2 separate regions of the Homo sapiens genome follow, and region 1 is linked to region 2. Evidence: chromatin contacts called from ENCODE Hi-C or POLR2A ChIA-PET data. All regions are on one chromosome and are shown on one strand. The core of a region is the stretch at or near the end of the contact, and the rest is flanking DNA. Distances in the headings are between cores, read along the strand shown.

Region 1 (3,211 bases), core at 345-2,844, 730 kb before region 2:
GAGGTGTGCCTTAAGGTGTGGCTGTAACTCACATTTCTTTTTTTTTTTTTTTTTTTTTTTTGAGACGGAGTCTCGCTCTGTTGCCCAGGCCGGACTGCGGACTGCAGTGGCGCAATCTCGGCTCACTGCAAGCTCCGCTTCCCGGGTTCACGCCATTCTCCTGCCTCAGCCTCCCGAGTAGCTGGGACTACAGGCGCCCGCCACCGCGCCCGGCTAATTTTTTGTATTTTTAGTAGAGACGGGGTTTCACCTTGTTAGCCAGGATGGTCTCGATCTCCTGACCTCATGATCCACCCGCCTCGGCCTCCCAAAGTGCTGGGATTACAGGCTGTAACTCACATTTCTGGACTTCCATTATCATCCTGTCTAATCCTATCATCACCCTGCTGCATCTGGCAAAATCCCCCTGTTCTTGAGCCTCCAAGTGGGTGAATTGGCTCCCATATCACCTCATTCCTGCTGTTGGCACAGGGCTAGTCCACGGTGTCGCAACTGTTTGTTTAGTGTCTGTCTTTCCCATACAAGCTCCTCCAGGGCACAGATCCAGAATTATACACCCCAACATCCCAGTAACTCCCACAGTGTCTGGTAGGTAATAGTTTAATAAAAGCTGGTTGAATGAAAGAGCAGGTACATTCTTTGGTGTTCAGAGTTATTAATTCCGTTTGTTGTTGGTGTTTTCTTGTGGTAGATTTCGAGTCTTGCTTCTCATAGTTATTTTTTTTTCCTAAGATATGTAATGAAGGCAGACTTCTCACCTTGCAAAAGGTTAGTCCCATTTCTAAAGCAATTTTATGGGCTCCTTTGAGAGTCTGGAAATGTCTCCTATATCTCTCGGGAGAATCCTAGGTGAGGGGTTGGCAAATGTAGCTGCAAACCAAAAGAGCTTGCCCTTGGAGTTAAGTGGAAAGGGCGTTGTGTCCCTTCTCTTTTAATTTCAGTCCCTGTCATTGTCATTTGTCTGGCAGGGAGCTCTGCAGGCTGGGAAAGCCTGATTTTCTCCTCTCTGAGCTCCTTGTAGCCGGATCCAGTTTGTGATTTTCCCTCATTGATTTTTCCTGCTTAAATGTAGTTGAAACAACCTTTTTGAATATGGAAAAAGGTTTTAGCACGGTCCAAACAGCTAGCAGGTGACAGCCGTTATACTGACGTGTGCTGCGCTGATTTTAGGGAAGTATTTATTTTTTTTTTAAGAGCCCTGACAATAAGTGGCTGCTTTTTCAGGTGGTGCTATTGCAGAAATGTTACAAACAATGGCTACTTGTGGAGCCTAACATCACTTCTTTGGCTTACATTTCTACAGAAATTGCTCACAGGCCTATAGCCTGGTTGATGCTCTTCCTTGTTTCAATTCATCTGATTATTCTAATGTACATCAGACCTACGGTCCCCTGTCTGATGAAGCCCCAACCGTTAAGGGGAAGTATTTGTCATCTCAGCACCTGGTTTCAGGAACAAAGTACTCACCTCCTGGCCACGTAAGCTATTTCAAAATAACCTTTGTTCAGGGATCCCGGAGGGCTCAGTGCAGTCCCGACTGTCCTGCAAACTGGTTGAGTGACGGGGTTGGGGAATTCAGGTGAGCAGGACTTCCACGGTTGCCATGGAGACCATCAATCATTTGAGGAAGCCTGCTGGGGGGAGTTGGGTGAGAAACCACGAGAAAAAATCATCCACCTTTTAACGATTTGTTAGCACCTAATGCAGCCATTAGGCCTGCACTTTTGGAAGTGTTTATTTGGAGCACTTGATTCTGGAAGTAGAAGGAAAGCTAAACATTGTAACTTCCTTTGGCAAATGCATCTAATTTGTGCATCAGAGATCTCTCACAATTCTTTAAGGGCCCTCAGCGCCTGAGGCTAATTAGGGCAGGGGGTGGTGCTCTTTTCCATGGTGGGCCCATTGGGCCATATACACACCTTGCAGGCTGCAGGGGTTCCTGGCTGCCATGGGGAATCCCATTCTTGGGGTTTCTGTTTAGAAGCCTAGCTATAGGTCGCTAACCTTTCAGGCTCTCACCAAAGTGTGCTCCCTTCTGTTGAAGACCTACTATGGGCCAAAGGCTTTTCCCACATCCCCTTCTTTGATTCTCTCTCTTTTTTTTTTTTTTTTTTTTTTTTGAGACAGAGTCTTGCTCTGTCACCCAGGCTGGAGTGCAGTGGCACAATCTTGGCTCACTGCACCCTCCGCCTCCCAGGTTCAAGCGATTCTCTTACCTCAGCCTCCCGAGTAGCTGGGATTACAGGCATGCACCACTACGGCCAGCTAATTTCTATATTTTCAGTAAAGACTGGGTTTCACCAAGTTGGCCAGGCTGGTCTAGAACTCCTGACCTCAAGTGATCTGCCCTATTTGGCCTCCCAAAGTGCTGGGATTACAGGTGTCAGCAACTGTGCCCAGCCCTCTCCTTTAATTCTTATGAAACCTTTGTAAGGTGGACGTTGTCAACCCTATTTTACAGATGAGGAAACAAAGGGCCAAGAATTGAAATGACCTCTTCAAGATCACAGAGCTAATCACTGTATAGCAGGGTGTCCACCCCAGCTGAGGGTGAAAATTACGTCTGTTCCATCACGGCACCCTCTCGAAGGAGGTGATGAAGAAACTCGTTCTGTGCTATTCCTAATAGCAGTCACTTCGGGCACTGCTTCATCAGCAGCTCCTACGGCCATCTTGGTGTCCATGTCCACTCCGTGTCTCAGCACTCTGTAGCTGTCATCAGTTTGATGCATCTCCCCTTCCCTAGGAGAACCGACAGGGCTGTCTCACCTGTAACACAGGTGAGGGGTTAGGGAGGAGGTAAGGGGTTAGGGAGCTTGCATGTTGGCCATCCCAGGCACTGCCAAGAGCCAGATCCATTCCTTTAATCCATTGACCCTGGAGTTTGGGAAGAGCTTTCATTCTGAAGCATAGGACTCTGAATTTGCAAAATGTCTTACAGCAGAGACCACCATAAAAATAATTGCACTTTGGTTGCTCTTCTGGATAATCTACAGATTTGTAAGTCTAGAAAATCAGACACTGCCATTGAACCAAATTTGAAATTCTGTAAGGCCTTGGGGTGTGTCCAGGTGCCCTGAGGAAGTGACCAAGGCCATCAGGGTGCTGTTACTGACTTAAGCTTGAGTTTCTTGACATCGGCATCTTTTTCCTGTGGGGAGGACTCCATAGCCAGGCTGGTGCCAGCCAGGACCTGGGTGCCCTTTTCCCT
Region 2 (3,207 bases), core at 372-2,871:
TTTTACATTTTTAAAATCATAAATGATGTGGTATTAATACTTTTTATGCACAAATTATTATCAACATCTTTGACTATTTTGTTAGGATTCCCTAGAATTTTCCAGAATTACTGGGCTAAAGTTTTGTACTTGATAAAAATTGACATATTATTTTAGGAAAAGATTGCAAGTGTGTACAAATTCGAGCTTTTACAGGTAAATGAGAGAATTCTTTTCACATGTCATGCTCTCCAGCATTAAGGGGTTTCCAAAGTTACTTCTAATTTGTAATGCAAAAACAGCTTTTATTACCTTAATTACAAGATTTTATCATTATAGAGCTGCCCTGTCCAAAGCTGTAGCCACCAGCCACATAATTTAATTTGAAATTCACTAACTTACATAGAATTAAAAAATTTAGCTCTTCAGCTGCACCAGCCACATTTCGAGCACCCAGTAGCCCCATGTGGGCCACAGTGTTGAGCATCTCAGAACAGGACACTTCCATTGGTACAAACATTTCAGCTGCTATAGAGGCTAGATTTTATTTTTATAAATTAATAGCTAGTTGTAATTATGTTCTTTCATTTGCAATTGATCGACACAGACACATAACTCAAACCTGCTTAGAAAATAAAATTAAGGATAATTCATTAGCTCATTTCATAGGCAGTCAGGGTGGATATGGATTTCCAGGCATGTCTTAGCATGCTATTTTAAACAATGCTTCCATCTCTCTACAAAATCAGTAACATATTTTTTTTTTCCATTTTCTTCTATCGGTCTCCATTTGGTTGCAAAGATGACAGCTTGTGGTTTATTTCATTCTCGTAAATGTTCTGTCATTAGCAATTTGGTCTGACTTATTTTAATCACATAAATTCATTATGGAAGAATTTTTTAAAGGCTTATTATAAAAATTGTTTATAGTATTCAATGTTTCCATTCAAAATATAATAAACCCTGTATATTATTTGTATTTTACAGATCATAGAAATATTTTTGTTTTCATATACTTTCTACATAAATCTTGCAAAATTTATAGCTAGGTACTTTATGTTTCTACTACTATTTTGGATAGGGTCTTTTTTTCATTTTATTTTCTAAAAGCTTACTGCTCATTTCTAAAAAAAATATTGAATAATCTGTATCTATATTTTATCTGTTTACTTTGCTTATCTAAGTTATTGAGTCTAACATTTTTTTCAGTTGATTCTCTTAGGCTATCTAAGGTATAATCTAAGTATATTCTTTGAATTATAAATGGACTTTTTAAAAATTATTATTTCAAGTAGTTCCCGTTATGTTGGTTCTTGTCTCTTTTCATTCACTAGAACATTCAGAACTATTTTTAAAAATTTGATTTTAAACATTAAGAGTGCTTGCAGTTGTATACTTCGAAAAATTCACCTTGAAAAGACGAAATACAAATTTGAAGTGAGTTCTTTAAATCTTTATTTGGTCCTATATAGAACAATGAAAGGTCTTTGTTGCCATTTTTTTAAGAAAAATCGTATTGCTAGAGATTCACTTTTCTTTCTTCTTGTTGGATGACTAAACAGGAAGAGCGTAGAGCTGCCAAGCCAGGCTTTGCTCAGCTGCATCCTGCCCAGCCTCAGGCGCTCAGTGACCTCAGTAGGATCGGCTGCTCCTGTCTTCGAGCCATCTCTTGGCGAAGGACTTTCCAGGTTCCTCGGCAGGCAGTTGACGATGTAGCACCAGGGGACTCCTGTCCCTTGGTCACGTCCCTTTTTTCAACGTGACCTCAGTCTGGTCCTCTCCAGGCTGTCTTTACTGAGGACAGGCCATGCAGATCCCTGGTCAATCTTGCTCTGCACCCAGGTTGTCAGCATCCTCAGGGTCCACATCTTTCTCCCCTGTACAGAGGGGCTGGAACCCTGCTGTGGCTGGATATGGGAACAGCCACCCGCTGTGGTGGGAACAGATGTCATAGGGCTGGCCTTCAGGAGCTGTGGTCGAGCTCTCATTTCTCACCACACTTTCACACTATTAGTTGTTTAGAGGTACTTTACGGCTGCAGAGCGTCTGTGACGGCTAAAATTGTCTGTTTTACTGGTTACAAAGGGCCTGTTCCAGAGTCTGAATTTAATGGAATCTCCACGCTCTCTCGGCAGCCCCACAGCCTCTCCAACGCAGCGTCACAACGTTTCTGGACGTGGATTGCTTTGTAAATGTCTTTAATTTCACTTTTCACTTTCAAAATACCAAAACTTGAAATGTATATGATAGGTTGCTTGTTCAACATGTAATACAGAATTATGATCGGTACACATATCAAAGAAAAGACCTTGGACCTATAGTGAATTAATGATGAACAAACGTATTTTTGCATGTTTTAAAGTAACACAAAAATTTTAGCTTAATAACCTATTTTTAATTCCCAGTGTTAAATTCTGCTAAAAAAGTTTAGCCTAAAGCTGTCTCCTTACATATTTTAAATTCAGCCTGAAGGTTTCTTCACGTACAGTGAACTGAAACCTAACTAGATGTTAAACAAACTGGAACCAACCCTTGTGCCCATTACTGAGTTTTGGCCAAAGGCAGCCAACTGTCCAAACCAAGTTCAAATAAGACACTACCCAGCTGTAACAAGTCTGGCTGTTTCTGACCTCACTTCCGTCTTTTCTACCTGGGATTTCCTTTTTCAGTCTTTTTTGTTTTAAGACAGAGTCTCACTCTCTCTCTCTTTTTTTTTTTTTTTTTTTTTTTTTGAGATGGAGTCTCGCTCTGTCGCCCAGGCTGGAATGCAGTAGCATGATCTCGGCTCACTGCAATCTCTGCCTCCCGGGTTCAAGCGATTCTCTTGCTTTAGACTCAAGAGTAGCTGGGACTATAGGCACCCACCACCATGCCCCACTAATTTTTGTATTTTTAGTAGAGATGGGGTTTAACCATGTTGGCCAGGCTGGTCTCAAACTCCCGATCTCAAGTGATCTGTCCCCCTCGGCCTCCCAAAGTGCTGAGATCACAAGTGTGAGCCACTGCACCCGGCCCTTTTTCAGCCCTTAAATCTTCCCCAATCACCCAACAGCACCAGAGTCTCTCTGGTTCAGGGAACTGCCCAATTTGCAAATCATTGTTTGCTCAATTGACCTCTGTGAAATTTAATTCGTCTAAGGTTTTTCTTTTCACAACTGTTATTTGTGTGCATTCTCAAATCTTGATAGAAATCTTTTTGAAGTTTTATAGAATTAATTGGGTAGCAGT

What was found. A loop is a pair of places that touch in the nucleus more often than their neighbours do. ChIA-PET counts read pairs that join two places held with the same protein, here RNA polymerase II (POLR2A). Pooled maps may share reads with other maps.
Region 1: a pooled map shows a loop between it and region 2 (4-fold over the local background). The contact joins two enhancer-like sites. A Hi-C loop is called at or near these places in 2 of 50 pooled maps. POLR2A ChIA-PET finds 5 or more read pairs at or near these places in 2 of 52 experiments (OCI-LY7 and activated T-cell).

The regions. Positions count from the first base shown.
Region 1 is chr2:8,473,799-8,477,009 of GRCh38, reverse strand. No RefSeq gene overlaps it. Among named protein-coding and RNA genes, the nearest start is that of LINC01814, 110 kb to the left of the region's middle. RefSeq lists an enhancer at 1,383-1,552. Within about 2 kb of position 1,594, at least 9 of the 41 ENCODE cell types and tissues checked have a DNase peak (open chromatin) inside an H3K27ac peak, as active enhancers do.
Region 2 is chr2:7,747,630-7,750,836 of GRCh38, reverse strand. No RefSeq gene overlaps it. Among named protein-coding and RNA genes, the nearest start is that of LINC01871, 23 kb to the right of the region's middle. Within about 2 kb of position 1,621, at least 4 of the 41 ENCODE cell types and tissues checked have a DNase peak (open chromatin) inside an H3K27ac peak, as active enhancers do.